Linked DNA regions of Homo sapiens: region 2 is linked to region 1. A link is a loop called in an ENCODE intact Hi-C map of the cell type or tissue named here. Cell type or tissue: ovary. All regions are shown on one strand. Each heading gives the region's core, and the rest is flanking DNA. Links, peaks and the distances in the headings are about the cores only.

The links. Hi-C counts contacts between places; a loop is a spot of excess contacts. Peaks named below come from ENCODE experiments on the same cell type or tissue, not always from the same donor. Only the 100,000 strongest peaks of a DNase experiment are listed, where the experiment ranks them.
Region 2: a loop joins it to region 1, with 8 times the contacts of the local background. A loop is called at or near these places in 44 of 110 quality-filtered maps.

What each region holds. Positions count from the first base shown.
Region 1 is chr10:21,253,176-21,269,458 of GRCh38, forward strand. It overlaps a transcript of NEBL not described here. Among named protein-coding and RNA genes, the nearest start is that of NEBL-AS1, 87 kb to the left of the region's middle. In ovary, for the core only: no CTCF peak of the experiment used is centred there; a DNase peak (open chromatin) is centred at 7,075; H3K4me3 peaks cover 388 bases.
Region 2 is chr10:20,854,987-20,871,269 of GRCh38, forward strand. It overlaps NEBL (nebulette), which reads right to left. Exons shown (of 28, transcript NM_006393.3): 6 at 14,754-14,855; 7 at 13,678-13,779; 8 at 4,727-4,840; 9 at 3,254-3,358. It overlaps LOC102725112 (a long non-coding RNA gene), which reads left to right. Exons shown (of 6, transcript XR_007062082.1): 3 at 10,354-10,481. Among named protein-coding and RNA genes, the nearest start is that of NEBL, 34 kb to the right of the region's middle. In ovary, for the core only: no CTCF peak of the experiment used is centred there; no DNase peak of the experiment used is centred there.

The DNA.
Region 1 (16,283 bases), core at 2,654-10,653:
TGAGAGAATCGCTTGAACGAGGGAGGCGAAGGTTGCAGTGAGCCAAGATCGTGCCATTGCACTCTTGCCTGGGCGACAAGAATGAAACTCTGTCTCAAAAGTAATAATAATAAGGCAGAAGCCAGAGACTACTGACTGTGGAGTGTTGAGAAGAAACAGGGGCCTGAGTCACAAATAGAGAGAGATTTATAGGTACAGAGCACAAGAGAAAAAGATAATCTGGACGCTCCTGACCAAATTTTTGCGAGCCATGGCACACAGAGGAAAAATATTGGCTTCGCATGCTGGGATAAACTAGACAACATTGAGGGTAGGAGCCATTTATAGAGTACTTAGTGGGAAAACGTCATTACTTTTTAAACCTCTTTTTTTTTTTTTTTTTTTTGAGATGGAGTTTTGCTCTTGTTGCCGAGGCTGGAGTGCAATGGCGCAATCTCGGCTCACCACAACTTCTGCCTCCTGGGTTCAAGCGCTTCTCCTGCCTCAGCCTCCCGAGTAGCTGGGATTACAGGTGCCTGCTACCATGCCTGGCTAATTTTTCTATTTTTAGTAGAGATGGAGTTTAGCCATGTTGGCCAGGCTGGTCTCAAACTCCTGACCTCAGATGATCTGTCCACCTTGGTCTCCCAAAGTACTGGGATTACAGGCATGAGCCACTCGCACCTGGCCAAAATGCCAACTTTTTAAGGATGATCTCTTCAAATTCTTGGAAGTCATTGTCAATGAGATCACTTTTAAATGAGAAACTTCAGAGAGTTTTAAATGAAGAAACTTTGCACAAATACATGCTAAAGAATGTAAAGTGATTTTTACATCTATCCAAAATGTACAATAGTTGAAATATTGAAAGACTTGATTATTCATATTCTTTATTGATAAATGTAACATTTAAATGTCTTATGATAATATGGATGGATTTCTAATTCAATCAGACCCTTTCATATGTAGAATTTTAAAATAATAATGAAAAAATATTTTTAGAGACAGGGTCTTGTTCTGTTGCCCAAGCTGGAGTTCAACGGCATGATCATAGCTCACTGCAGCCTTGAACCACTGGGCTCAAGTGATCCTCCCATCTCAGCCTTCCAAATAGCTGGGGCTACAGGCACATTCCACCATGCCCAGCTAAGTTGTTTTTGTAGAGACAGGGTCTTGCTATGCTGCCCAGGCTGGTCTTGAACTCCTGATCTTCCATCTCAGCCTCACAAATTTCTGGGATTACGGGCATGAGCCACCATACCTGGCCCAATAATGTAATTGTTTATTGTCTTTTGTTTTTTTTTTCTTTGAGATGTTGTCACCCTGTCACCCAGGCTAGAGTGCAGTGGCACAATGTTGGCTCACTGCAACCTCTGCCTCCCAGATTCAAGCGATTCTTATGCCTCAGCCTCCCAAGTTGCTGGTATTACAGGTGTGCACCACCACATCCAACTAATAATAATGGAATTTTTAATTCACAGAACATGCACGTGTTGTTGGGGCAATTAACCAGCCCCTAGTTTAAGCACCACTGCAAGGACGTGGCCAGGCACAAATGGACAGAAGTATCTGAAATAGGTGAAGAGGAAGATTTGGGACCACCCAGGAGCTGCACCCACCAGTAGCTGCACCCACTAGGGGCCCCTGTCTGGACTTCACATACCCTGCCCATGACTGCCTGACCCTGGGGCTTGTGTCTTACTTCCTGGAGACCTAAATGGACACACCAGGGCCGCTGGTCTAGACCAGGCAATGTCCCAAGCTGTGGCTGGCTGTTGAGGTCCAAGTTCACATGGCAGAGCACCTCATTAGCCACACATAGTGTGTGTTGGGGTAACAACAGAATGCTGATGTAGCTGGAGTTCTCTGCCTTGGAGGCCATAGGACAGTCTATCAGACTCTGCTCCCTGCAAACCTCCCTCCGAAGGGCCCCAAACAAAGCTGCTTGAGTCTGAAGATGGTTCGCCCAGGAGCTTCATCCACACCAGTCCCTGCCAGGCTACCCTGAGAGTTTAAGAGGGCGATGGCTCACAGGCACATGTGTAACCCATGAGTGGCACATATGGGAATTAGAGCGAGAACGTCATGTCCTAAGGCCAGATATGAGAAGCAGCTGAGTGTATATATTAGTGATGGAGAAAAGACCCGTGGAGGAACCAAGGTTGAGAGGAGGAGTCAGTACAAGCAGATAGGCTGAGAGATGCTGACTCGGGTATTGCGAGCTGAGGATCTAACATGTGATCTGATAATAAAGACCTACTAAAAATCATTTGACAAAGTATAAGCTGTGCTGTTCAATACAGTAGCCATTAACCACACGCAACTACTTAGATTTAAATTTAAATTCATTAACAATAAATAAAATTGTAAATTTGGGTTCCTTCATTATACCGGTCACATTTCAAGTGTTCAAGAGCTGACACGTGGCTAGTGGCCACTTTACTGGACAACATCATCGTAGGAAATTTCACTGCAATGCTGCATCAAAGAATATTCCCCCTTAACTATGATAAATCTTCAGCATCAGAGAATAATCCAACCTCTGAAAAGGATTCATCTCCGGCTGGGCGCGGTGGCTCACACCGGTAATCCCAACACTTTGGGAGGCCAAGGTGGGCAGATCACGAGGTCAGGAGATCGAGACCAGCCTGGCCAACATGGTGAAACCCCATCTCTACTAAAAATACAAAAAATTAGCCAGGCGTGGGTCCCAGCTACTCGGGAGGCTGAGGCAGGAGAATTGCTTGAGCCCGGGAGGCAAAGGTTGCAGTGAGCTGAGATCGCACCACTGCACTCCAGCCTGGGCGACAGAGCGAGACTCTGTCTCAAAAAAAAAAAAGAAAAAGAAAAAAAAGGATTCATCTCCAGCCTTCTGAGACAAATTTTAATGATAAATTCACTACTGAAATTTATTTTTATGTCCCTGTTTTGGGGATTGAGTCTTGCTCTCTCACTCAGGCTGCAGTGCAGTGTCACAATCTCAGCTCACTGCAACCTCCACATCCTGGGTTCAAGTGATTCTCCTGCCTCAGCCTCTTTAGTAGCTGGGATTACACACACCCACCACCATACCTGGCTAATTTTTGTATTTTTAGTAGAGATGGGGTGTCACCTTGTTGGCCAGGCTGGTCTCAAACTCCTGACCTCAAGTAGTCCGCCCACCTTGGCCTCCCAAAATGCTGAGATTACAGGCGTGAGCCATCACACCCAGCCTCTTTTTATTTCCCTTTCAAGCCATAGGCTGAGGTATGCTGAAGCCAGTTGATACTGTCCCACAGCTGCTGAATGTTAAATTTCCTGGGATATTACAAACCAGTTGCTAAACATAACCACTATTAAAAACTAAATATGTAAACTTAAAATTAAATAAATTATATTAAAAACAAAGATAACAGGCTGGATGAGGTAGCTCATGCCTGTAATCCCAGCCCTTTGGGAGGCTAGGATGGGAGGATAACTTGAGGCCAGGAGTTCGAGACCAGCCTAGGCAACATAGTGAGACCCTGTCTCTAAAAATATTTTGAGTATTATCTGGGTACAGTGGGTCACACCTGCAGTCCCAGCTACTCAAGAGACTGATACAGGAGGATCCAGAAACTCCTTGAGCCCAGGAGTTCCAGGCTGTAGTGAGCTCTGATCGTAGCACTGCACTCCTGCCTAGGCAACAGAGCAAGACCCTGTCTAAAAATAATAGTAAGTACTCAAACTTACTCTTCCTAATTATTTTTTCTACATTTGACTGCTATCTATGCTGTTGAGGTTTTGTATGTCTACTGGTTCTATAAGCAGAAATACCATATAATGGTGGGCTACCACCATCTCTCCCCACTGCCATGCTGGTAGCTTGAAATTGGCCATAGTGGGAATAACAACACTATGAAAATTAGCCATCACTGAAAATAGGGCTTTTGCTTCAGAGTGCCAATTGCTAAACATTTATCAGCATACTTCTGCTCCTTTCTCACAGTATTATCTATTGAGTGTTTTATATTAAAATTATATGACTTGGGTCCTGGAATAAACACTACCAAGCAAAGGATAAAGTTTCAATGTGGCTACTGTTTACCATCAAGCATTGTTTTCAGTATTTCTATGAGGCCCTGAGATTCAGACATACCTATATAAATATCTTCACTGCCACTTACGAGCCTGTGTCCTTAGTAAACTAGGGAAACTTTCTTGTTGTGTATCCTCAGGGAATCTGGTGAGCTCAACACCTCTGAGCTTAGCCAAGCCACTTCAAGCACAGTGGAGATAATGATAAGAATCTTACAGCGTTCTCCTGAGGATTATGTTTTAATATGTATGTAAAGTGCCTGGCACATAATAGCTAGTAAGCACTGGTCCTCACCTCCATTGCTGTAGGAACTGAAAAACACTAAAAAAGTTTAAGTCCTGGTCTGTTTTCACAAGAGGTGACAATCTGGTTGATGTAAAAAACCACCAAAACGCCGTGCATGGTGGCTCACGCCTGTAATCCCAGCACTTTGGGAGGCCGAGGCGGGCGGATCACAAGGTCAGGAGATCGAGACCATCCTGGCTAACACAGTGAAACCCCATCTCTACTAAAAATACAAAAAACTAGGTGGGTGTGGTGGCAGGCACCTGTAGTCCCAGCTACTTGGGAGGCTGAGGCAGGAGAATGGCGTGAAACCAGGAGGTGGAGCTTGCAGTGAGCCTGGATCGCGCCACTGCACTCCAGCCTGGGTGGCAGAGCGAGACTCCATCTCACACACACACACCCCAAAAAAAAAACATCAAAACACACACACACACACTACATACATATATTGTTTTTTAATATCTTTAAGTCTAGATTACATGCTTTCTTGGTTTGGGTTCTCCCAAGAGCAGGGCCTGAGATAAGATCTTGTGTTGTATTTTGTTTGGAAGATGATTCCGGGAAACAGGAGTGAGAAAGCAGGGAGACTGAGTGTGAAGGAGGAAATGACAATACAAGAAAGCATGATCAAAATCACTGCTATAAGCTGAGCACAGTGACTCAAGCCTGTAGTCCCAGCAACTCAGGAGGCTGAGGCGGGAGGATGGCTGGAGCCCAGATGTTCACAACTGCAATGAGCTATGATTGCACCACTACACTCCAGATCACTGCTATAGAAAACAGAGGTTGAGGCTGGGTGCAGTGGCTTATGCCTGTAATCCCACTACTTGGAGAGGCCAAGGCAGGTGGATCACTTGAGGTCAGGAGTTCAAGACCAGCCTGGCCAACATGGTGAAATCCCCTTTCTACTAACAATACAAAAATTAGGCCAGGAGCTGTGGCTCGTACCTGTAATCCCAGCACTTTGGGAGGCCGAGACAGGTGGATCAACTGAGGCTGGGAGTTTGAGACCAGCCTGGCCAAAGTGGTGAAACCCCATCTCTACTAAAAATACAAAAATTAGCCGGGTGTGGTGGCGGGCGCCTGTAATCCCAGCTACTCAGGAGGCTGAGGCAGCAGAATCGCTTGAACCCAGGAGACGGAGGTTGCAGTGAGCTGAGATCACGCCATTGCACTCCAGCCTGGGTGACAAAAGCGAAACACCATCTCAAAAAAAATAATAAATAAAAATAATTAGCCAGGTGTGGTGACAGGCGCCTGTAATCCCAGCTACTCAGGAGGTTGAGGCAGGAGAATTACTTGAACTCAGGAAGCAGAGGTTGCAATGAGCCGAGATCACGGCCACTGCACTCTGGCCTGGGCTGGAATAATAATAGCTAATATTTACTGAGGACCTGCATTGGGTCAGGCAATGTTCTAGGTACTTTATGTAGTTTAGGTCATTTAATCCTCACAATAATCCTATGAAATAGATCCTATGATTACCCCCATTTTACAGATGACGAAAGTGAAGGCTGAGATGATAAGTAGTTTGCCCAGTAGTGGTGATACTTGGGGAAAAAAAGACGCACAGTCTTTTTTTTTTTTTAATAGCTTTTTTGTCTTTTTTGAGACAGAGTCTCTCTCTGTCACCCAGGCTGGAGTGCAGTGGCAGAATCTCAGCTTACTGCAAACTCCGCCTCTTAGGTTCAAGCGATTCTTGTGCCTCAGCCTCCCGAGCAGCTGGGATTACAGGAGTGTGCCACCATGCCCAGCTAATTTTTGTATTTGTAGTACAGACGGAGTTTCACAACATTGGCCAGGCTAGGAAACACACAGACTTCATCACTAGGCTGTGCCCATCCCTACTTGGAGACGGCGAGGAAGAGAGCGAATGGATACAGGAGGAAGTGAGGGTGCAGCTATGAAACTGACTCAGACAGGCTTCAAGTTCATTCCCACCCTTACTTCCTAGGGTTTGGGATGTTACTTCACCTTCTGTTCCTCATCCCGTGCCTCTTTCTAGCCTTTCCCACCCTCAAAAGATCCACACCTAGAGATAATACCTGGTCATTGCTTAACCAGCTCCACCCCAAGCCCCACCCTTACCCGTATCCCTCTTGCTAACAGCACCTCAACTTTCCTTTGAGGGAACACCAGTCTTCCTGGTGGCAAAGCCTTGTGTTTGGGGTGGATTGGCCCCTACCCTCAGCTCCAGAGGAGGCCCCAACGGCCAAAAACAATCAGCAGAATTGCACCCCACGTGCGATGGCTTCAGGGATGTGTAGTAATCCAGGCCTAAACCAGTCAGCCCCCTGCCTTTCCTTGGCCACAATATTGCAAGCGTCTTCCTAGAGGGCAGGGGGGTGGATCTAAGGTGGAACAGGAAGGTGCAAGACTTCGGCTTCATGTTTGAGTGGCGGAGGAAGCATGTCACCCTGAAGGCAGTTGGCAGCCACTTTGCAACCAAGAGAGAAGCCAACCTTGGAGTAAACCTGATACCACTGGAGGCAGCACGGAAGAGAAAAAGAAATCCAGTCCTTGGCAATATTATTGAACCATTGGATCCAACCAACCCAGTCCTGCCTTGCATCTGGGTTTTCCTGTTAGGCAAATCAATACGTTTCCAGATTGCTTGAAATGGTTTGCATTGGGTTATGCTGAAACTGAAGCATTCCTTAATGACTGAGTCCACGGGAAGCCCTAGAATGAAACAGCTCATCCGGGAATCCGGTCCAGACTTCTGCAGCCTCTAGCCCTTTGAAAACAGCTCCAGACAGGAGCAGGTCATCCAACCCTATCTGCTTAAGAGCCACTTTTCCAAAGGCCAGAAGGCTCTGGAGAAAGCCCAGGGCCTGTGGTGTGCCAAATTTGCTAACAGGGCCTGCGGATTCCAGACGCAGTCTGATGGGCTTCTTTATTCTATCATTATGTTCATCATTTTCTTATTTGCAATTAGAAACATTGACTTTTAATTTAGATAATTTCCTCTTTTTCTTTTTGCCTTGCCTTTAAAATAGATCTGCTCTAGGATGCTGAGTTATAAACTGCCCTTGATTGTGTGTTCATTTGTTCAAGTATTTGGTATATTGGCAGCCAAGAAGCCCCAGGCTCTGAATCACTATGTTCCCCTGTTTTCCCTTTCCAAGTATTCCGTTAAAACCCATGATGAAACCAGACAGGCAGAGCTTTCAGGCATTCTTCTGAAGGTCGAGCCCTTCTCTTCTGCACCCCGGTCAGCTCCTACTCAGGACCTGGCATCTCCTAAAAGAGAAAAAATGTTGCCCCTCATTATGCCCTTGCTGAAGTTCTAGCCACACACAAAACAGCAAATCCGTTCAGAGCAGAGGAATTTTCTTTAGAGATTCTTCCAAAAGCTCAACAGCAACGAACAACAAAATCTTGCAGTGAAAGTTAAAAACATTAGGGAGTCACAGGCGCTCTCGATACTTAAACCTCATGGTGGTGCACGGGAGCACTGGTGTAGACTCGCAAGCAGGAAGCATTTCCATTTCAGTCAGTAAGAAGGGATCGTGGATGGCAAGGCATGCTTTGATGTGCTGATCCTCTTATTGAATTTCTTTCTCTAGTTGTTCTACTTGTGAGGATAGTTGTCCGCTTGAATCACTAATGCTTCTTGCAGGTCTTGGTTTACACCTATTAGACTAAACACACCCCAGGGAAATGGTGGGTAACCCCTGTCTGAATACACATGAAACATCAAGGCAGTGGGAGCCACAAGGCTCCAGGCTGCTCTGCTAAATGTCACTGACATTAAGTGTCCCAGAAGAGTCTCTAAAAAGAAAGGAAAATTATCCTGATTCCAACCTTCAATAATGGACGCTGAACCTCATGATGGAAGTTTTTCATCCTAATCATCAGTACCTTCAAAATAAAGAGACAGGCTGGGCACAGCGGCTCACACTGTAAGCCTAGCACTTTGGGAAGCTGAGGCAGGAGGATTGCTTGAGCCCAGGAGTTCAAGACCAACCTGGGCAACAAAGTGAGGCACTATCCCTACAAACAATATAAAAATCAGCCAGGCGTGGTGGTCCCAGCTACACAGGAGGCTGGGGCAGAAGGATTGCTTAGGCCCGGGAGGCTGAGGCTGCAGTGAGCCATGACCACACCATTGCACACCATCCCAGGTAACAGAGTGAGACCCTGTCTCAAAAAAAAAAAGAAAGAAAGAAAGAAAAGAAAAAAGTGTCCCAGGAGATGCTCTAAAAAGAAAGCAAAAGCAAAATGATCTTGATTCTAGCCTTCAATAAAGGATACTGAGCCTCGTGATAGACTTGTTTTTATCCTAATCTCCCTACCTTTAAAATAAAGAGATAGGAGTGTCAGCGGCAACACACACTCACATGCACCAAAACAGCCCTGCGTGTCCTGCTGAGACGTGCACACTCCCAGCTGTTGCCATGGTTCACTCAGACCAGCAGCAGCCGCCTGGAGACCATGCAGGAATGGAGTCCACACTGTTCAGTCCAAGATATCGCCTGGGATAATGAGCAGAGGCCTAAGGATTTTGAAAGCCAAAAGGCCCCTCTCTTTTGTAAGGCTGCCCCCAACCGAAAGCCGACAAAAAAGAGAAGGGTAAAATAAAACAGACTTTGTCTTATTATCCTGGCACACACGCCTGGTGATCCCTGGCTTAGCTGGCAAATTGCGAGGGCCTCGATAGGAGATTCAAAACTCAACAAGTGGCTGTCACTATGGAAACGGCTCCAATGAACCCCAAGAATGAAGGACGCTGGCCTGAGGAAAATGTCGGAGGAGGATCGCTGTGTCTCTGAATACGCCATCACGAAATGCTTTGCTGGGGAAGAGGTTAAACTGATTGAACAAGTGCCTCTGCACAAGAAGTTTGCCCCAGATCACAGGATTTAGAAGGGAAGGTGCTCTCTGGCCCACTCGGCTAGGGGGACCCAAGCTGCGTGAATCTGGCCCCACGCCTGTTCCCTATGGGGGTCTCTGAAGAGTGTCAGTCTTGCAAAGCTCCCAGTGCCAGAGCTGGAAACCCAGGGAGAAACGAAGGAAAGCAAAATGTATCTGGGATTGGAAATTAAACTGGGGCTTTGATGAATTCAAAGCTGTGGGCAGTTAAATATAGGGCTGAATTTTCTCTCAGGAAGTGATCAAAATCAAGGTCACAATTTTTAAAAGAAATTTCCCCAGAAAAGCCTCATTTCCAAGAGAAGGCCAGGCTTGTGTCTGAGCACATTGGTTGAGCCTAGGGTCCGGCCCCAAGGCTGGGGCTGGGGATGGAAGGCTGAACTTAGCATCTGCCATCCCTCCCTGGTCTGTGACTCCATGATAATTGGCTGGTGGGTGTAGTGGTTTTCCAGTGTGCCCATGATTACAAACCTCTCTTTAAATTCCGTGTAGACATTCTAAATAGCACGTTTGTAGACGATTACCCAGTCAGGAGATTATACAAACGCAATAACTAACATCAGAGCAGGATTCTCTTTCAGCATCAGGGGACAGAAAAGGCCATCTAAAAACAGTACCCACAGCCCCTTTGGTGGGCTTCTCAAGAAGATACAGATGTATTATCTACTTTGGGTCTTTTGTGGATGCACAAGGTGCTGTTATAGTGACAGTAATAATAATAAGAGAAATAATCACAATGGCAACAGCGATTGAACACATATTATGTTCTGGGCATTGTTCTAAGTACTCTTAGCGTAGGTATTTACCCATTTAATCCTCATACCACTTGAGGTATTGTAACCAAGTCCAAAGCTTGTACTGCTCACTGCATCACAGCCAATAAGTCAAGAGATAAGGAATTGGGACAAGGAAAACACCTTTTATTAAGAAGAGCCAGCAAATTGAGAAGATGGCGGACTAGTGTCCTAAAGAAACACCCTAAGCTAATAGAATTCTAGGCTCCTGTTATGTTAGGGGAAAGGGAAAGGGGGCGGGGGGTTGAGATCAAGAGGTGACTGATGATCACAGACATCTGGGTGGCAGTAAGAGTCCAAGCGGGGGAGGTTGTGAAACTTCTTTGTCCGTGACCAGGTCACAGTGCTTCTATAAATTTTAGCATAGCATGCTTACTTGTGTGTGCTCTCCTATCTCCCCGGGGGTTAGTTTTGGGAAGGGACTATGATTATTCTTGCTTTAAAATTAAACTCTAAGCTAAATTCTTCCCATAGTTAGCTTGGCCTACGTGCAGAGATAAGCAAAAGCGGTTAAACTGGCCAGGCACAGTGGCTCACGCCTGTAATCCCAGTACTTTGAGAGGCCGAGGCAGGCGGATCACCTGAGGTCAGGAGTTCAAGACCAGCCTGGGCAACATGGCGAAACCCCGTCTCTACTAAAAATACAAAAATTAGCCGGGCGTGGTGGTGGGTGCCTATAATCCCAGATACTCGGGAGGTTGAAGCAGGAGAATCACTTGAACCTGGGAGGCAGAGGTTGCCGTGAGCCAAGATCACACCATTGCACTCCAGCCTGGGCAATAACAGTGAAACTCCGTCTCAAACAAACAAACAAAAAGCAGTTAAACCAAAAGATATCACCATGGCAGGAGTAGGAGGGAGGGTGGTGCAGTTAGGGGCAAAATGGAGCTAGTCATGCTAGGCCTCCTTTTCTCTGCTACAGTATTCCTCTTTTCCAGATCTAACAGTTGAAGAAACTGGCCCAGTGGTGCCATAAGAAGTTTATACTGTGGTTGGATTTGAGGCATATCCACTTCACACTGTGTCCCCAGTTGGGATGATCCTGTAGGGAGATAGCCTGAAGCAGAAGTGTAGGGAGCTGGAAAGGCACAGCACTGATATATAAAGAGCATCTCTCATCTGCCCCTACCACGGTGCTGGGACAGTGCAGCACCATTGTCCATGGCCTTCCAGGCAGCACATGGCCCTCTGCAAGGAGCTAGAGAAGAGGCATTTGCTGGGCCTTTGCCTCAGGAATGAACTGGGTGGGCCATCCCATCCCCACAAGAGCAAAGGGCTGACAGAGCAAGTTGCCACCCTTCTGCAGGTGTTGTCCTCAACTCTCCTTCTGACTCACTCAAAGTATTAGAGTGAGTTCTTACAAGATATGAGGGAAAGTTGTGGAAAAACAATGTAAGTTTACAGGTGGGGAAAAAAAAAGAGTGATGATTAATGCAGAGGTGTCCAGGCACGTTGTTAAGTTCATAGACCAGAGTATACTTTCTGTTGCTCTGGAAAGCATTGGTCCCTTAATTTGTTCCAGTTGCTATTTAAAAAAAAAAAAAAAAAAAAAAAAAAAAAAAAAAAAAGCCTTACACTGGGTAATTTGTTAACATGACAACAGAAATGTATTGCTCACAGTTCTGGAGGCTGGGAAATCCAAGACCAAGGTGCTAGCAGATTCAGTGTCTGGAAAGGGCTTGTTCTTTTTCAAATATGGTGCCTTCTTGCTGCATCCTCACGTGACAATAGGGGCAAGAGAGCTTGCTGAGCCTCTTTTATTTTATTTTATTTTTATTTTTATTTTTATTTTTGAGACAGAGTCTAGAGTGCAGTGGCACAATCTTAGCCCGCTGCAACCTCTACCTCCTGGGTTCAAATGATTCTCCTGCCTCAGCCTCCCGAGTAGCTGGGATTACAGGTGTGCGCCACCGTGCCCGACTAATTTTTGTGTTTTTAGTAGAGATGGGGTTTTACCATGTTGGCCAGGCTGGTCTTGAACTCCTGACCTCAGGTGATCCACCCACCTGGGCCTCCCAAAGTGCTGGGATTACAGGTGTGAGCCACCGCACCTCTTTTATAAGAACACTAATCCCATTTATAAGGATGGAGCCCTCATGATCTAATCACTTCCCAAAGGCCCCACCTCTTAAACTATCACATCAGTTATTAGGTTCTAACACAGGAATCCTGGGGCAGTGGGAGGGGGACACCAACATTCAAACCACAGCAGCCTCTTACTCTCACGCTGCAAAACCCCATCACAGGTTTTATCACTACTAATCTCACTGCGTATGGTGAGCACCATCATACCCCAAAAAATAGTCTTTGAATTTAAGAAGCCTTAAGTATTTCTGATTGCTGTGTGACTGTATTGGTTGAATTCCCTCAGAAGCAGGTTTTGATGCAATAATTCAAGGGCACATAGTTTATAATAGAAGAGAGGAGAAGTGAAACAGGAAAGGGAAGAAAGCCAATAGTGCGTTATCAAAGTGGCCACTGTGGGCACCTGAAGCTCAGTCCCACCTGGAACCTGGGAAACTGTATAAAACAGGCAACAGTACGCTTTTCTGAAAAGCCCAGACAGTAAATATTTTTGGCTTTCCAAGCCAGGCAGTCTCTGTCACAACTACTCAACTCTACCACTGGAATGTGAAGACAGTCATAGACCATATGTAAACAAATGATCATGGCTGTGTTCCAATAACACTTTTTTACAAAATGGGTGGTGGCTGGATTTGGTCCTTGGGATTTAGTTTGCTGAGCCCTTGTGTAGAACACACCTTGGAGTTATCCCAACCAAGGGTGAAGAAGTTGGAGTATTTATCAACAGACTCTAATCCGTCATTGGTTAAAAATTGCTTCTAGGAGCATTAATTCTTCAGCACCTCTGGCTGCCCCTGCAGACCAGTGGAAAAGCCCCTCGATCCTGCTGCCCCCCATATCTGATCGATCACCAGGTATGCTGATTTTTTTTTTCTTTTTTGCTAGTTTCTTTTTGTTTTTGTTTTGTTGAGATGGGGTCTCACTCTGTCATCCAGGCTGGACTGCAGTGATGTGATCTCAGGCTCACTGCAACCTCTGCCTCCCAGACTCAGGTGATTCTCCCACCTTAGCCTCCCGAGTAGCTGGGACCACAGGTGCACACCACCATGCCCGGCTAATTTTTGTATTTTTGGTAGAGACAGAGTTTCGCCATGTTGCCCAGGCTAGTCTCGAACTCCTGAGCTCAAGCAACCCACCCAACTTGGCCTCCCAAAGTGTTAGGATTACAGGCATGAGCCACCACTCATACAGCTCATTACTCACGGTAGTTAACGTTCTAAAACATTGCTGCAAGCACTGACTTAGCGAATACTCAATGGAAGATGCTGCTCAAGGCAGGCCCCAATTCCCCACACCCACACTGCATGAGGCTCTTCCCTCACCTGAGTCCCAGGGTCGAATCTTAAGAGGATGTCCTGAGAAGCCTTGGTTTGCCCGTGGATCCACACGGTGCTCCCTGGGGGGACTCTTTTCAGATGCCTGTGTCTCTTTTCAAACAGCCCAGAATCCTCAGGGGAAGCACTAAGGTGAGCATCTCTCAATTTCAGCAAGGGAGAAAATCCCAGCCTTGGTTTTCAATTGATGGAGTTTGAGGGGCTTGTTTTGGAGACAGAGTCTCACTGTGTCACTCAGGCTGGAGTGCAGTGGCATGATCTCAGCTTACTGCAACCTCTGCCTCCCGGGTTCAAGCAATTTGCTGCCTCAGCCTCCAGAGTAGCTGGGATTACAGGTGTGCACCACCATGACTGGATAATTTTTGTTTTTTTTGTTTATTTGGGGTTTTTTTTGTTTTTTGTTTTTTTCAGACGGAGTCTCACTCTGTCACTCAGACTGGAGTGCAACGGCGCGATCTCGGCTCACTGCAACCTCCACTTGCCAGGTCCCAGCAATTCTCCTGCCTCAGCCTCCCGAGTAGATGGGATTACAGGTGCTCGCCACCATGCCCAGGTAATTTTTTGTATTTTTAATAAAGATGGGGTTTCACCACATTGGCCAGGCCAGTCTCAAACTCCTGACCTCAGGTGATCCGCCCACCTCGGCCTCCCAAAGTGCTGGGATTACAGGCATGAGCCACCACACCTGGCCTCTAATTTTTGTTTTTTCAGTAAAGACAGGGTTTTGCCATGTTGGCCAGGCTGGTCTCAAACTCCTGACCTCAAGTGATCTGCCCACCTCGGCCTCCCAAAGTGCTGGGATTACAGGCATGAGCCACCATGCCCAGGCTGCTGTTCTGATGTGTCTTATTTGGATAGTTGGGAAAAAAAACTTTTCCCAGAAGCACTTTCTTCCCACCCTCGTTGTGGAGACATGGATCACAGTCAGGGCTGCTGTGGGCCTACACTTTGCCTTTATGCAAACTGGAGATGGGATCCTCTTTCTCACGCAAGACTTCTCCTTGGAGACACCCCTCTGGTTGAATTTGGGAGTGATTGTGTGTGTACATGTTCCCGACAGTGTGGTCTCAATGGAAGATGCTGAGAGGGATTTATGATCTAAAACTGCATGGTCCAATATGGCAACCATCAGCCACATAATGCTATTTCAATTTAATATTAAATTAGTTAAAATTAAATAAAATCAAAAATTCATTTGTTCGTCAGTTGTACTGGCCACACTTCAAGTGCTCAGTAGCTACATGTGGCTAGTGTCTGTTGTATTCAAAAGAACATTTTCATCAACACAGAAAGATCTATGGGACAGAGCTGCTCTATAATTCAGCCAGAAGGTCAGAAGCTTCATGCCTGAGCACTCTTGTCAGTTAATGTATGTGTATGATGTGAATGATGCCCTCTTAGGTGTGGTACCTTCGGACTGTGTGCAACATGAACACCGATGTGTGGCGCCCCAACTGCATGCTCATTCATAAACCAAGACTCCTAGGATTGCCTTGGTCTTAGACCAACCAGGAGTCAGTCCTGGTGTTTGAAATACCTCCTCTCACTGCATGTGACCACTCAAAAGAGAGTGGAAACTACAAAATCAAGACTGCGGCAACTGAAGCTGGACGTGGGATTATGCCTGTAATCCCAGCACTTTGGGAGGCTGAGGCAGGAGGATCAGTTGAGGACAGGAGTTCAAGACCAGCCTGCACAATAAAGCAAGACCCCTGTCTCTTCGAAAAATAATTTTAAAAAGTTAGCCTAGCATAGTGGCATGGTGGTATGCACCTGTAGTCCCAGCTACTTGGGAGGCTAAGGCAGGAGGATCGCCTGAGCCCAAGAGTTTGAGGCTGCAGAGAGCTGTGTTCATGCCACTGTGCTCCAGCCTGGGCAACAGAGCAAGGCTCTATCTCTAAAGAGTAAAAAATACATTAAAAATAAAAATTTTAATTTAATTTTTTTTTTTTTTTGGGAGATGGTATCTTGCTCTGTCACCCAGGCTGGAGTGCAGTGGTGTGATCTCGGCTCACTGCAACCTCTGCCTCCCAGGTTCATGCAATTCTCCTGCCTCAGCCTCCCAAGTAGCTGAGATTACAGACACGTGCCACCATGTCTGGTTAAATTCTGTATTTTTCAATAGAGACAGAGTTTCACCATGTTGGCCAGGCTGGTCTCGAACTTCTGACCTCAAGTGATCCACCCGCCTCGGCCTCCCAAAGTGCTGGGATTACAGGCATGAGCCACTGCACCTGGCCAAAAAAATTTAAAAAAATTTAAGAGACTTTGGAAACAAGAAGATAGGGTGGATTACAATTGGCATACAACTCATAAGGTGATCGTATGAGTTAAAATAAAACATCCAGAGCAGTGTGTATAATCCCTAGAGCATAAGTACCTAAGGGATCTTAGCTTAGGTACTTTAATCATAATCATTATTGACTGATCATCGCATCTCCATTGTGGTTTGACCACCGCCAGAGCAGAGTGTCTCACAAGAATGCCAAAGAAGCACTGTGGGGATCCCCATTTCCTGCTGGGCACAACAGAGCAATGGAAGACACTTGTCCCATCTTCTCCCATTGTGGCTTTCCATGAGGGCATTCCTAAGTGTCTTGGCCCTCTGGTACCCAGGGGCCTTCTGAGTCCTCTAAGAGGGGTTGGTTGTGTACAACAACAGCAGATGCTGAACTCCAAGGGCTGGCCGAGGCAGCCTGGGCCAAAGAAATTGGGCCCTCCTCCCCCTAAATGAGAGTGCAAATGAACATGCCTGTCACAGCCACCTCCAGAGAGATGAAGGCAGATTCGTAGAGATGGGATCTCCCAGATAAAACCTTATAAGAGCTTTGGGCTTCTTGGGAAATAGTCTCGATGAGCACAACAAACAGAGTT
Region 2 (16,283 bases), core at 3,481-11,480, 400 kb before region 1:
GGCAGAGACAGGCGGATCATGAGGTCAAGAGATCTAGACCATCCCTGGCCAACATGGTCAAACTCTATCTCTACTACAAATACGAAATTAGCTGGGAGTGGTGGGGTGCACCTAGTAGTAGTAGTCCCAGCTACTCAGGAGGCTGAGGCAGGAGAATCGCTTGAACCTGGGAGCGGAGGTTGCAGTGAGCTGAGATCGTGCCACTGCACTCCATCCTGGAGACAGAGCGAGAGTCCGTCTTAAAAAAAAAAAAAAAGTGTTTTTTTTTTAACCAGTTAAAATCTGGAAAGAAAGATAATAATACAGACTTTATAATTTGATTAGAAGTTATCTTGTAATATGTATTTATAAAATAATCATGAATGTAACAAGCTACAACATAGTCCATTACTGAGTTAAAATCCACAACAAATACATATAAATATATGTAAAATAATGAATATATACTGAAAAATTCAGTAAATATTGTTCCCAACACAATTATCGATTTTAGTTACAAAGAATTTCAGAAACTCCTATTTAAGAAAACAAAACAAAACAAAAAAAAAACGAAGGAAAACTTAATTGAATTAAGATCTGCAAAAGAACTTCGAATGCGTGTCTTTCCTTATATAACAGTCTCTGCTACCTCCTAGTGGGAGATACACGGAGTAACACAAAATATATATTTCTTAATTTATGTAAAGTTGTGAAAGAAACTCAACACTACCAGAGGTCCATTTTCCAGGGGAAAATGTTTTCCAAAACTTTAATTAGAATGATTTTACACAGTAATTAAGGCACTCATATCACTCTTTAGAGTTTGGGTTAAAATAAAAGTAACTCTGATGTTGCTAAAGACATCTAGGGGTCTTTAAAACAATAGCTACTGTGACAAATGGATAATTTTGGCAGAATATCTCTTATTGAGCAATCTTATTCAATCTTTTAATTTATAAATCAACACAACTCCAATTTTTTACATTAAAATGTTAAAGTAGGCTATTCTTTGTTTCTTCACAAATGCTAGATAAAGGAGGCCATTCTAATATACAATAAAGTTGAGCAAATGTATACAGCTTTATACAATGTACACAACTTTGTAAGGAGACACTTCAAAAGGAACACATTTTTAAGTCTTTCTCTCCCAGGAAGTAGTCAATCACAATTTGTCTATGGGGAAAAAGAAATCTGTCCTCTAGGCAAAAGCACCACCTAAATGAAGATCTAAACTTTATATATGATACATGAAATAAGTAACGTATGACTTTGCTGTGTTTTCTCTGTTGAAGAGATGATAGAAACAATTTATATTAGACTGCGATTTTTTTCTCTGTTATTATAAAATAAAGGTCAACGTTCTTGAAAAGCAATATTGCATAGGAGTGGCACGCTTTCTTCCAGCCACCAAATGTTGAAATTACCACCATGATATTTTTATTGGCTTATTTACACATGAATCCCCATGTCCCTAGGAAATTGAATTTAAGTATGGCTAGAGAAAGGTCAAGGGCAAATGCCACTGCCATGATGAAAACTGGATGCCAAAGAATGAATGTGAAGAAAGCAGGGGGCTCAGGGAATAGAAATATATCAATTTTAGAAGCATATCTATGAGTCGTGGAGAAAAAAGACAGAAATAGAGACACTCAAGGAATAGAGGAATGTAAAAAGAGGTGTGGGAATGAAGACTGAAGTGCAAGCCAGCATGATGTAAGTGTCCTGGAACTGACTGCCAATTCTGGGCCCTCCAGATATTCCTCTAACCTCCATTCCCTGTTCAATAGCCTGGGAACATTAATGTACTGCTTTTCATCCAAGGACCAATGATTAAAAAAATAAATAAATTTATTTTTATTTTATTTTATTCTATGTATTTATTTATTTTTTAGACAGAGTCTCACTCTTGCCTAGGCTGGAGCACATTGGTGCCATCTCAGCTCACAGCAACCTCCCAAGTTTAAATGATTCTCCTGCCTCAGTCTCCTGAGTAGCTGGGATTATAGATGCCCACCACCACGCCTAGCTAATTTTTGTATTTTTAGTAGAGACGAGGTTTCACCATGTTGGCCAGGCTAGCCTTGAACTTCTGACCTCAGGTGATCCACCCGCCTCCCACAGTGCTGGGATTACAGGCATGAAACACCATGCCCAGCCAGAAAAAAATAAACTTTTAAAAACTCTGTATGAATTATTTGCATGCATAATACCATTAAGGAAGGAAGACAGTGGCAGTGATATTCCAGAAAGGAGGCTTACAAAATAATAAACATACATTTCAAAACACTGAAGCCAAGTATAGATTATTTCTAAAATTGACCTGAAGCTGTATCTCCTTATTTAACTGTCTGGAAACTAAGTTTTGCCTATAGATTTCTAAGTCTAGGCCCATCAACTGAAGACAACTATCTTCATTTTTTCTCATGTCTTCCCCAACATATATTTCTGCATCTAATCTATGCCTGGCCCAAAGCAGATATTCAATAAATTATGATTAATTTTGAGCAAGTGAGTGAGAAAGTGATTATTAAAATAGGTATGGAAATAACTTATGGTCAAATAAGAGCTCATTGCCACCATGAGATGTACAAAATGGAGCCAAATGTGTCTTAGGGCTGTCAGTTACGAGAGCTAGCGAAGTCAGGGTCCTGATGTGCTATGGGTTGAAACAGCATTCAGCGTAGTGAGAGTCCTGCAGGACTGACCACGTGGGCAGTGCACCCAGATATTTTCATCAAGACATGAAGAACTCACCTTTCTCTTCTGGTTGCCTTGACCGAGAACATGGAAACCATGACAAGACTAAAAGCGATGTGTCAATGCAGTATAAATGCTGTTAGGAATTATTTGCAGAGAAAATACAGTTTAGACTAAGACAATTTTTCATGCTACTGAAGGCGTACTAAATACAAGACACTCTGGTCTGGCCTGCATAAAGTAAAATATCCCTGACTTGAGAGCCTGAACTTCAAGTGGCTTTAATCTAACACAGATGAAGTAAGGGAAAGAAGAATGATGGAAAGGCCACTGTGCAGACACTTTGAAGTATAGTTGTATGCAGGAGATACTGGAGAGCAAGCAAGAACCTCCTTTGCAAAGTGACAGCTCTGGTGGGATTTCTGCAAGCAGAGGACTGTTTTTCAATGAGTTAGTTAACGAGGGAGGAGTGAGGCACAGGCCTTCTAAGGAAGCAGGTGAGCACATGAACGCTGCAGACATATTGGCTTCTTGGAGCCACAAGGCAACTACGGTTGCCGCTAGATGAACCACTTACGCCGCTGAGCATTTTGCTGGCTTTCAAAACATGGTCTAAAAACAACAAATTTGGGAGATCTGAAACTGGATCATGCATATTTTGAATGTCTTTCTTGTACTTCACCTATGAAAATAACATGGAACAAAATACCATCGAGGAGAAGAAAATATTATGCTTTTGCATTATTGCATTTTTCATACATCATAAAGTAGGACTATTTAGTGGTAAATGGACAGACGAATTTACAAGGAGCCACTAGATGGTGCTGATTTACTACTGAATGAATTTTAAAAAGTTATTTCTATATGGGCTTGAGAATACTTGGATAATTCCTTTTGTTGTTCACATATTCAGGAAGGGTAATGTCAATAGAATAAAGTAATTTTCACAGTAACTCTGCTTTCAAAAAATAAAGAGAATAGCCACTTTATTCTTTAGAAATTACTACAGTATTTCAACTATGCTTTGTGGAGATCTGAGGATTTTGATGTTTCCCATCCTATCACCACAGGCTTTTTTAAAGCAACTTTTTGAAAATATAATACCAGTAATAATAAACCATTGATAGCAAGCATATCACACACTTACTATGTGCCACTTTTCTAAATTCCTTTATATGTATTAAGTATTGAATCTCCACAATAACCTCTTTATTAAGTAGGTACTTTAAGTAGCCCCATTTTATAGATAAGAAAACTGAGGCATAGAAAGACAAAGACATAGTAATACTTGATAAAACAGGATTTAGATCCAAGCAATCTGACTCCAAACCTTTAGCTTTCAGCACTATGTTCCATGTTCCTTTAAGTATATTTCATCTCTATTTCTAAGAAAGCAACAGATCAATAATACATAATTTTTATACTTGAGAAGGAAATCTAAATATTTTCAACTATAGCAAAGTAATCAATTTTTTGATGTTGCTGTTTTTATACTCTAATTCTAACAAGAATTTAAAACATCATTTCTTGTAAAATGAATTTTGATGATTTTTAAAAACACAGAATGAAAACAAATCACATAAGGAAGTACTTCACAGCATTTTCACAAGGGATAAAAAATAAATTGTGAGGCATTACAGTAAAATTTCTAAAAATTTCTTTATATGATAAATTACCATGTACCAGGCAGTACTTTACAATAAACTCAATTTCATAGCCATAATTACATGAGGTAACTACTGTCCTAACCACTAATTTGTGTTAATACAGACCACTTCTCTGCAAAATTCTATAATCTATTTCCACTCTTGAACAGATATAATAACTTCATTTGCAACACTATTCCTACTTATTAACTAATTAGTAATCAGTAACCATTAAAAATTAATTACAATAATATATTTTTCTCAGAAAAAGCTTTAGAAAAATATGCTTCAGTTCAACTACAAATTACTTGGAAGCTAAGTATCAGTAATTACAACACAGTCGATTCTAAAAAAAACAAGAATCAAAAGATTTTGAAAATAATTTTCTATGAATTACAACTTACATTGCTCGCCAGTGTAGCAGCAAGCTGATTCTGCCTAAAAGAAGCACTTTCAAGAGGATTGTAATGATGTTTCTTATCCTTCATTTCATTATCAAATTTTTCTTTGTATTTAATCTGTCATAAAAGAGAAATAGTACATGTAACTTTACATTTAAAAGTAACACATATGATTTTCACGTAGATAAAATAAAAGCTACCTTAAAAATGAATGTTGCCAAGTGTAAATTCCTGGTATCCATCGCCTTCTATAAAGCTTAATTAGGCACAAAAGTTTTTATCTTTAATAAAAAAAACTCTGCTTCTACATTGATCACAAATGCAATTAGGCATGAACTCAAATCCTATTAATGAGAATTATGCACTAAAATACCAACATTTTTAAATGTCAGTTTTCATTTCTGCATTTCTATAATCTATGATCAGTTAGAAACCTAGACCACAAATGTCTTAAGGTCTAACACATTTAGAAAATAGATTCTAGGCCCCAGAATTTAAATATTTTTCCTAAGGGAATTATTCCAAATAAAGAGCATGACGTGTACCACAGTTTTTCTCATCATTTCCTATACTTCATTTGCTCAAAAATTTAGTTTTAGGAATTACATTTTCTGAAATGTCCTGGGTCAACTTAATGTCAATGTAAAACTTTCTCTGCTTTAATTCCACTAAATTCAGCAGGAAAACCATCTCCAATACTCTCTCTAAATTGTTTGTCTCCTTTTAAAGCACTCTTAAAACAACCAAAAAGGGATTATCAACTTATTTGGTAGGACTATATTTTTCTCCATGTATAGAGAAATATGAGAATGCATGTCATAACTAATTAGAATATAAACACAAGTTCACTACAAAAAGAAAAAAAAAAAAAAAAAAAACCTAGCTATTCACATGTCATACCCCCTTTAACTTACTGTAGCCAGGAAAGGGTGTATTGATTTCACAGGTCAAAGTAAGCTGTTTTGTTCTCTCATAATATTTTTCTGATGTTATAATTATTACCATGTTTGGTTTTCTAACAACATTCTGATAATGCACCTTTATTCATACATCTAAAGGCTCTGCTTTGCAGAAGACTTTATTAAAAAGCAATTTGGGATGACTCTCATCAAATATTTTAGGCATGCATAGGGTGATGGTCTCCTTCAGGGACACATGTTTGGAACCTATTAGAGAGAGCTAGAGAAAATCTTGGTGGGAATACAGCATTTGGTAAATATTTTGAGATGGTTTACAGGGAATATTTTCTGTTCTGGTTCCATTTGATAATAAAAAATTTCTGATATTCTCAATACCTTACAAACTGATTTTAAGTAATCAGCAAGAACTCTTTAAAAAAAGAAAAACTGACTTTTTTTATTATTTTGTGTCTTGAAATCAATAACAAAATTACAAATGAAATAAATTTAGATTTCCTTCAGTACTTTATACAGTAGGTGGCACAAAAGCAATGATTCACTCTGCCTGGTCGTCCCTTAAATATATAGTCTTAGAGTCTCACTCTATCACCCAGGCTGGAGTGCAGTGGCACGATCTCAGCTCACTGCAAGCTCCACCTCCCAGGTTCACGCCATTCTCCTGCCTCAGCCTCCCAAGCAGCTGGGACTACAGGTGCTCGCCACCACGCTCAGCTAATTTTTTGTATTTTTAGCAGAGACAGGGTTTCACCATGTTAGCCAGGATGGTCTCGATCTCCTGACCTTCATCTCCTGACCCACCTTGGCCTCCCAAAGTGCTGGGATTACAGGCGTGAGCCACCGCGCCCAGCCACAGTCTTATTGCCCTCTTCACCCTTCTGCTATACTTTTACCATATTTTCGTCACTGGTTCTGTCTCTCCTAAGTTTGTAGTGCCTAAAGGATATTCACTGAACAAAGATGGTGGACTCTTCAACAGCCTTCCGCTGGAATGACACTTCTGACTCAGCCAGATTCATTAACACTGTATTAGCTAAATGGTAAAAGTAGGTTATATGATCTTTGCACACACAGAGCCCATCATACTGTTTTTGCAAACTCTGAGGTTTCCAGCATAATTACACTAGAGTATTTGAAAATGATACTGATAAATTCCTTTGTTATTAAACCTTGCATATGCTCTCCCAAGTAAATGTTACAGACACCCCTTCCTCAACTTATGATGGGGTTGCATCTCAGTAAACCCACCGTAAGTTAAAAATGTAAGTTAAAAATGCACCATATACCCCTAACCTACCAAACATCACAGCTTCGCCTGGCCTACCTTAAACATGCTCAGAACAACTCCCTTAGCCTATAGCTAGGCAAAATCATCTAATAACAAGCCTGTTTTACACACGTTGAACATCTCATATAATTTGTTGAATACTGTAATGAAAGTGAAAGGCAGAATCATTATATGGGTACTTGAAGTATGGTTTCTACTAAATGTGTATCACTTCCACGCCATGGTAAGGTTAAACAGTCTTAAACTGAACCACTAGAAGTCAGGGACCATCTATGCATTTCTAAGAAACAATAATCAATCTGTTATTCATATATTTATATTAAATGTAATAATAAGCATTGTATTGTGAAATTTATCTTGTTTGAACGTTCAGTACAGTGAGTGATTTGATTCAAGATGCCTAAGGAACAAAAACACAAGTTTCCCTCATTAATGAACCACAATAGTAACATAACTACATTATATAAAAAAATGCACGGACCAGACACTGACACCCAATTGTTTCTAACCTCGCTCTTTCTGTAAGGAATGCAGGTAAAATGAACTAAGATCACCAAATGGTTGCAGTGAGTCACATCACTCACCTTCGGACTTGTTCACTCGCCAACTACACAGACACACTCAACATTCTATTGTATTTTCAATCTAGAGTTCATACATCTGTGTGTCTACCTCCTCATGCAGGTTTGCATCTTCTGAGAGATCCAGGAAATGCTTTTCCTTGACTATAACTTGTTATCCAACCATGGAACAAGGCATAACCCTTTCAGTTTTAAGATCATTTGAGAAAGGGAGGAACAGGTATTGGAGTGACTTTGCCATGGTTTTAAGACACAATGTTACTCCTTATACCTACATAATTATTCTGGAAACAAATGAAGTTACTCCATATGACTGGCTTTATTTACATTATGACTAGTGTGCCTAGTGGTCCCAATATTTATCACCTTTTTTTATTAATTTTTTTTATTTTTAATCTCTGTGGGTACACAGTAGGTGTATGTATTATATTTATGGGGTACATTATATGTTTTGATACAGGCATGCAGTGCATAATAATCACATCAGGGAAATAACACCTTTTGAAAAAATACTGTATAGGTATATAGGATCAAACTCCTAGATGTTTTTTAAAGAATTATAAGAGACAGCAGGATTTTCAGAGGCTCACACTTGGAGAAAACACGGATACTGTTAAGCTACAGTGACGGCATTGTAGCTCCCCATAACTGCACAACTTCTCATATAAAGAAATGAGAAGTTACATCTGCATATCCTCATATGAGGATCCAGATCCTCATAACTGCACCTGGGTATGTGTGAAGTCTAACACGCAAACCCAAAACTTTACACTGACATCATCTGTGACTCAGAATCGCAAAAAGCCAGCAAAGGCACAAAAAAGCAGACCCTGAATGAAGGTGTTTCACCATAGCCACATAAACACATTTTAGCAAAGAAATAGCTTGATAAGTGTACCTTAATTATCATTGAAAATGAAAAGTAAGCAAATAACACAATACTACGTATCTATAGATATCAATCCCCAGCAATCTTGGATGAAATCAAACTAAAAGCTGTCAAGGAAGACAGGACAGATTTTTACATAGAACTCATCATAAAATCAATAATATCTTTAAGTCTTAATTTTACACAACACAATATCTCTGCTCTTATTTTCCTTGCAAAATAACGTCTTACTGACTTTGCACCAAATGTTAATGATCCAGAGAATATTGGTTTAACCAGGCTCCATACACCTATTGGCAGCCTAATCTGTTTTCCCATAATAGTGGATCAAAGGCATATGAGCCCTGTCTCCATGGAGCCTGCCTTGTGGGAAGTGAAATGGATTTCGAAAACACACACATACACGTATATATTATGCAACTACTACAAATCGTATTAAGAACTGTAAAGAAGAGGAGAGAATAAAGGGGAGGAGAGCAATATTTAAATTGGCGAGTCAGGAACATGATATTTGAGCTGATACTTGGGTGTGATGAGGTTGGAGGAGGGAGTGCTTGCCAGGATGGGAGAATGGTAAATTCCCCAAACCAATTAATACCCCTTGCAATTTAAGGCCACTGCTTACTACTAAATTTTCATGGCAATTTATAATGTGATTTTTAGGTTTAAAACCCATTCTTATCAATGTATTAATGCAATTTTAAAACAATGCTAATTATTATAAATACATAGCTTTTCCTTGAGGTTATAAAACTGAACAAGGAATCTATTCATCATATAGACAAATTCCAAGTAACAAGATGATCTATGGATATATTAATTAATAAACTACTCTTAGAATTTTTAAAGTCAATGACTTCAACAGTTACTGTACTTAAATCTGAGATACATATGCACCAATCCCTTCATCTTCGCATAGGAGATTTTTGTTTTAGTTTTTTAATGACTTTTTAAAATAACCTGGCCATAATTGTATGTATATTGCAAATTTTAAAAAGGGAAAGTTTACAACTACGGGAGCAAAGCTATTGTAGAAGTTAATATAAGAAGGGTTTGGTATGTGTTCCCACTACCTTTCCTGGGTAAAATCCCACAGAGTTCAATTTACAGATAAAAGGTGAGAATCCTGCCCATTCACTCTCTGTTCCCATCCTTTCATCAGACAGGTCTTATCTCCACATACTTTGACCATTGCCTTGTCATTGCCTTCTCTGTTACAATGCTTCTGGTGCTGTGGTGCTCTTTTTCTCCCTGCATTCTATCCATTCTCATCTCCCTGTTATTAAATCCCTAAATCATTTGCCTTCTATGTATTTATGTGCCTTTATCATTAGTTTAGGAGCAAACTAAAAACTTTAATGCTGTCAGTGAAAATAAGAAACTAAACTTGCTGCCCAAATTTCTGTTATAATTGATATACCTGAAAATACAAATGGAATACACTGAGTTCATCCCAGAATTCCTATTATTTATTTTCCCAGCTTTCCCCTTTTCTTGTGAGTTTTATACAGCTTATAAAATCTTATATGACATGAAAAAATGAATACGATAGCTATAATGTAAGTTAAAAATTAAAATCTGCTTAAGAATCTGATCACTCAGTTGCTAAATAATTTGAGATTGAAGGAAAAAAATCTGCTTTCAAGTCCAAGTAAGGATCACATGGGGGAATTTTTGTGGATTGAATTTGAAATGTGAAAATAAAGCTCAAATGTCAAAACTTTCTTCTAAGGGCTCTCAAATAGGATTGTGATGGAATGAATTTAAGGCCAGAATCTCACAGACAGTGTTCATATTCCTTCTCCACTCTGTGCATGAATTCATCTAAAAATGTAGAACAGAAAACTATTTTGAATACCTAAAGTAAAATTATTCCTATGAAATTATGTCATGTTTCTATGGGCCAGGCACCATTTTAAGTGTTTTACTCACAGTAACTCATTTAACCTTCACAGCAGCCCTGAGAAGTAAATACTGTTGCTGTCATCCCTATTTTACAAATGAGGAAACAAAAATAGAGAAATGAAGCAATTTGTCCAAGATCACTCTGCTGGCAAGCAACAGAACCAGGAGTTTAACCCAGGTACAGCCCAGCTCCAGGGTACATTTTCTTAACCACTAGACCAAACCATACTGCTTCTCCGGGATTTGCTTTGTCTCCTGTGTAACTGATGGGGAATCTTTGTCCCCAGAAAAGGGCGAAGTTGTAAGAGGCCAGTAGCTATGCTGGAAATCTGAAGTGATGCCCATATCCCCTGTCTCTTCAACTAGCATTACTGGGAATATGTAGAGCTTAGAGTCACCGCCCTTTAATGCAAGTGTCACCCAGACATGTCCCCAACCTCTTGCACATCAGTAGCCTCCTGAGTTATAAAGTCGCTTTATAAGTGAAAGTCCCTTGTTAACTGTAAAACAATTACTATGAGGCACAATTGCATTTGGGCATCTCTCATGTCTGCCTCTCCCAGGGAGCAGTTGTGTCCACTTCATTTTCATTCCTACTGTCACAGAGTCTATTCAGGTACTGATCACTTTATGTGTAGATTACCACTGTCACAGCCCAGCTGGCTTCTGGGAGGTTCACCATTTGTGAGCCAGACTTTCCTGCCCAGTGTCACCATGTTAACCTTCCCTAAGTGTTTTCTTCACAATCAATCTTTGCTCAAAATCTTCAGTGATGTCTTCTTTCTTCCCTGAGAGACTACAGTTAACATGGCAAAAAGTAGTTCTGATGTTTACTTTTTGGAATTGAACCCTAAAATGCTTCCTATAATTGCGCTCTGAAATCACTTTTTTATCATTATTTTTTCATAGAACACACCATTCTGGGAAGGGGGCGTTGGGGAGTTATTATTTAACGGGTATAGAGTTTCACTTTTACAGGATGAAAAGAGTCCTGGAGATGGATGGTGGTGAGGGTAGCACAACATTACAAACGCATTTAATGCCACTGAACCGCACACTTAAAAACGGTTCAGATGGTAAATTTTATGTTATATAAATCTTATCACGATAAAAAAATGGGGAAAAATTACATATATGAACACATTATTCCTATTATGTTCTCTAAGCAATGGCTTATACTCAAAATCAATACACATTGACCCATTCATCATCACACAATATCTAAACTCTTCTCAAAATCCTTTTTATACGTGCACAACTATATCCTCTTGCCCAGAGGCTCTGCCATCAGATTTCTGTCCCCTGGCAGGCATACTCCCAGCCTGTATTTGGGGCCTTCCCCTTGAGTAGAGTTTACTTCTCCCATTAAATCCAAATTAGCTAAAATCTACCTCCTACACATGAACCTTCTAAGGACGCGTCTTTCTTCTCCACACTAACAAGACACATTGTGATGGGTGTAAATGGGTGTAAAAGACATTTTGCTTTCACTTTGTTGGTATTTCCCTTTCTACTAATAAATTTGGGCATCTTTTCACCTGTTGATTGGCCATTTATGTTTGCTCTTCTGTGAATTATCTATTTCACTGACCCCTTTTTCTACTGAGCCGTTAATCTTTTTCATTCATGGTAAGAACAACATTGGACCCAAATCTTAAACTATATACAAAAATAAATTCCTTTTCAAGAATGTTTATATATTATAGATATTGTACACTATAGATCTTATATTTAAAATATTAAAATGTTCTCATCAAATGCATTAGAAGTACTTTTCCAAGTATTTGAAGACTTCTCTTTTTTTATATTTTAAAAAACTATTCTCAGACACATCCTTCTCTGTATAAACTCTGAATTATTTAATTTATTCAAGTTTTTCATTTCATTTAAATTTTTTAAACCCTCTTTTTGGATTGCAATTGGAATTGCATAGAGCTTTTAACATTAACTTTGAAAGAGTTAACATTTTTTAGGATGTTTAGTATCAAGGCTCTTTCACCAACAGAATAGTACGTCTTTTCATTTGTTCGGGACTTATTTTATGCTCTTCAATCAGACTTCATACCTTTCATCATTTACATCTCTCCACTTTGAAATGTAATTCAAGTAAGACTTCTGCAACTTGAGAAATGAGTATTTTCAAAGTCAAAAAAACTATAAATGTGTAAAACTTACTGTTTGTTAACATTATTGTTGACTCTGCAAACATTACCTTTTTCATTCAGAGAGTTTTTCATTTTTACATAGTTAATGTGCCTACCTATTATAGCTTCTGGATTTCTGGTCTTGCTTAAGAACAACTCTGTTATCCTTATGTAGTATATAGAGTCTCCTGGATTTTCTTTGAAGATTTTAAAATTATTTTATTGTTTGCATTCACATTTTTAATCCACCTGGAATTCATTTTTGTATATGGTTTAAGATTTGGGTCCAATTTTGCTCTTCCCATGACAGACGGTGTGTTATGTCAGCACCATTTATTAGCTAATCCAACTTCTTCCCACTGACTTGAATCGACACTTTTATCATATATTAAATTCTTATACATACTGGAATCTATTTCAGGACTCCCTATTCTATCCTACTGATTATTTAATCTCTCACTACACCAATCCCATATTGATTTAATTTCAGTGGTTTTCTATTAACTTATAGTAACTCATAACTTAAGTTCCCCTTCACTGGTCTTCATTTTCATACTTTTAAAGGCTATTCCCTGGTATTTTCTTTCCACACAAACTTTAAGATCATTTTATCTATATTAAAAAAAAAAAAAAACGCTGTTGGAGTCTAACAGAAGTTGCATGACGTTTATATAATTCTGAAAGAACTGACATCTTTATCTATTGAAACTTTCAGCCAAAAACATAAAATGCCTTTATACTTTTTCAGATCTTATTTTATGCTCTTTGATAAGACTTCAAAGTTTTCTTCATTTTCATCTCCCTTTTTAAATTTTGTGATTAAACAAAAGCACTTGAAAATTGGGAAAATTAATATTTTTATTACTAAGTTAAAAACTGTGTGTGTGTGTGTGTGTGTGTGTGTGTGTAGGTTAAAACACAATTATTTAGTATGACTATTAATGACTTCTGGAAATCCAGGGAAATGTGACAACATGGCTAGAGACATTGAAAAATGTTCAGATTTATGCCTGGAGAAAAGAAAACTTTGTTTTATGCTTAAAATTAGACTTAATTTTTTTCCTTTACTGAAATTCATAATGATTGCAAGCCCATCTGAACTGGGTTCAGAAACATTATCTCTGTTTATTCTTGCAATTAAAGATATTATCTAAAATGCAATATTCTCCTGTGCTGTTAGAAACAAAATATCTGAATAAAGTCATTGTGGAATCATCACTAAAGCCTTACTTGACTAGAAAGTTTAGAAGCTTCCACGGCATGTTCAAAATCTGGTCTTCCAATTACAGCGGGCTCTTTATTCATTATTCCTTGTCCTTTCTTGTATTCTGCCTAAAATGAATAAATAAGACAATGTTAAATATTTCTACCCTCCAATGATGAACTACATTGACATTAGCCAAAAAAAAAAAAAATAACAGACCTTCATCTCATTAATATTCCTTACAACACATCAAACACTAAAATGTTGACTGCTAAAGCAGAAATTGATTTTATCCTGTGCTTACATGAACAAACTCAACTTTTTGCAGTAAAATAATTACTAACTTTGAGGCTAAGTGTTCAGTCATCATCATGTTTGTAATTATATATAAATACTAAAACAAAATATTAGGGAAATTTTCTGGGGAATTGAGACCCTGTACTCTCCATATAGGTAGCTTTTATAGTTTCGTTTATTCTCAGGAACTGTTCTGGCCATACTTGATTGACATGCAGTTGAATACAGTAATGATTGATTTTAGGGTGAATTTAGCCTATGTTATGAAAATTTTTGGTTCAAGTTAAATCATCATTTCCAACCAGGGTTTTCAGCATGTTGAAGTAAAATGGTATTAACTAAAGCGGGCACCTTAGAGAAGGTAAGAAACAGTTACGCCATGTAGGAAGTGGACAAAGGTAAGTGTTGGTGGAAGAGAATGTACACAATGAACAGCAGCAATATGGAAACAAGGCCAAGCAAGAGCCTTTGGAGCAAGGTGAGGGGAGAGATTATATGGGACCATATGACTGATAACCCTGACTTTCAGGCTGAGACATCTGAATGTCAATTTATACCTAAATAGTATTTATTTCTCTAAAAGTATGATGACACTAACCACAGCCAATTTGAGTTTGGGCTGTTTCTGCATATACCCAAATAATTAACATAATAAAATAGATAATTTAGGGGGGGAAATTGAGATGTATTCATTTATATTGATTAGTTACACTAATTAAATGAACCATCCAACCACTGAAGCTATGCTTTGCCTCCTACAAAAGTAAGAAATCATTTCCGTTCAAGGTTTAGAAAGAGAAGTTACATTGCTTATGATCTTAGAGATCTGGGTTGCCATCTTGATGTCTGGTCGGTCAAGTTCTGCACTGTACGTGTGGGTGTCCTGCACGTCTTTCCTATAAGAAATCTGATCAGAGACAGTTTTGGTTAAAAAATAAATAAATTAGTAATTTCACATAGCTACTAGTCTTAGTGTTCATAACATTATTTATTCTCATAATAATAGCTTAGAGAGCCTACTGACCTTAAGTTGGCTTTTTGTGCATCTATTTGTATAGCTATATTAACTCTTTATACTATACCTATGTCTCACTGATATTAACATATTTGGGCCAGGCACAGTGGCTCACGTCTGTAATCCCAGAACTTTGGGAGGCCTAGGTGGGCGGATCACTTGAGGTCAGGAGTTCGAGACCAGCCTGGCCAACATGGTGAAACCCCATCTCTACTAAAAATACAAAAATTATCTGGGCATGGTGTGTGCGCCTGTAATCCCAGCTACTCGGGAGGCTGAGGAAGGAAAATCGCTCAAACCCGAGAGGCAGAGGTTGCAGTGCACCAAGATAGCACCACTGCATTCCAAACTGGGCAAAAGAGTGGGACTTTATCTCAAAAAAAAAAAAAAAAAAAACTTGAACTGAATTTATGCTACCTAAGAAATAAGACTAAGATCAAAGCACAAAACCAATCTTAAAGGGTCTTTGTATCTACCACTTTATGAGTATGTCTTTGTATCTAAGTGCATATATTTATATTCATAAGCAGAATATCCTCATCAAGAACTTCAACTTGCCCATCACAAAGTCTCAAGCCCCAGTGGGTGCAAGATAAGCCCAAGCACAAGAATATTGCAAATTATTTCCTTGGGGATGGTGGGTGGTGAAGCTCTGTAGTTCTCCAGCATTTGCCCTTTCAACTACACACTTCTCTCCCTTCAAATGTTCAAAGGCCCATGCCTAGGAGATCTAAGGTACTGAGAGCTTTATCACCCAATAAATATCATTGGAATGACTTGAGCCTCCCAAAATAAAAACAATTACATTGAGTAACATTCTCCTTCTGAATGCATGTTAGACACAAACCAAAGTATGGTAAGTAGAGATTTAAAGAGAAAAATACATAAACTTTGCCAAATGTACTTTAGATCACATTCGTCATTTAGATTAACTTGACTGACAATTGGAAAGAGAGACAAAAATTGAACTGGCATAATGTCCGATGGCCCATGTTTCACTGGTCAGCTCACTTCTTTATTTCTTGCGATTTGTCTTGAGCTGAAGCAATATTTGCCAGATGTGGTTCTATTTGGCAATATCCCCAGGGACCAGCTGGCAATTAAAATATATTCTATTAAAGTCATAATGCAAAGTGTACAGTCATGGACATTCTTAAAACCCATCTTCCTTTTTTCAGAGCACAGAAAGATCACAGAAATGTGTCACTGGACATCTGTACAAAATGCACACTTAATTACATTGTGTACAAATATTTCTAATGTCACCTGCAACCTTTCTGAAATAGCATCATTTAGGGGTACTTATTAAAGATTTAGATT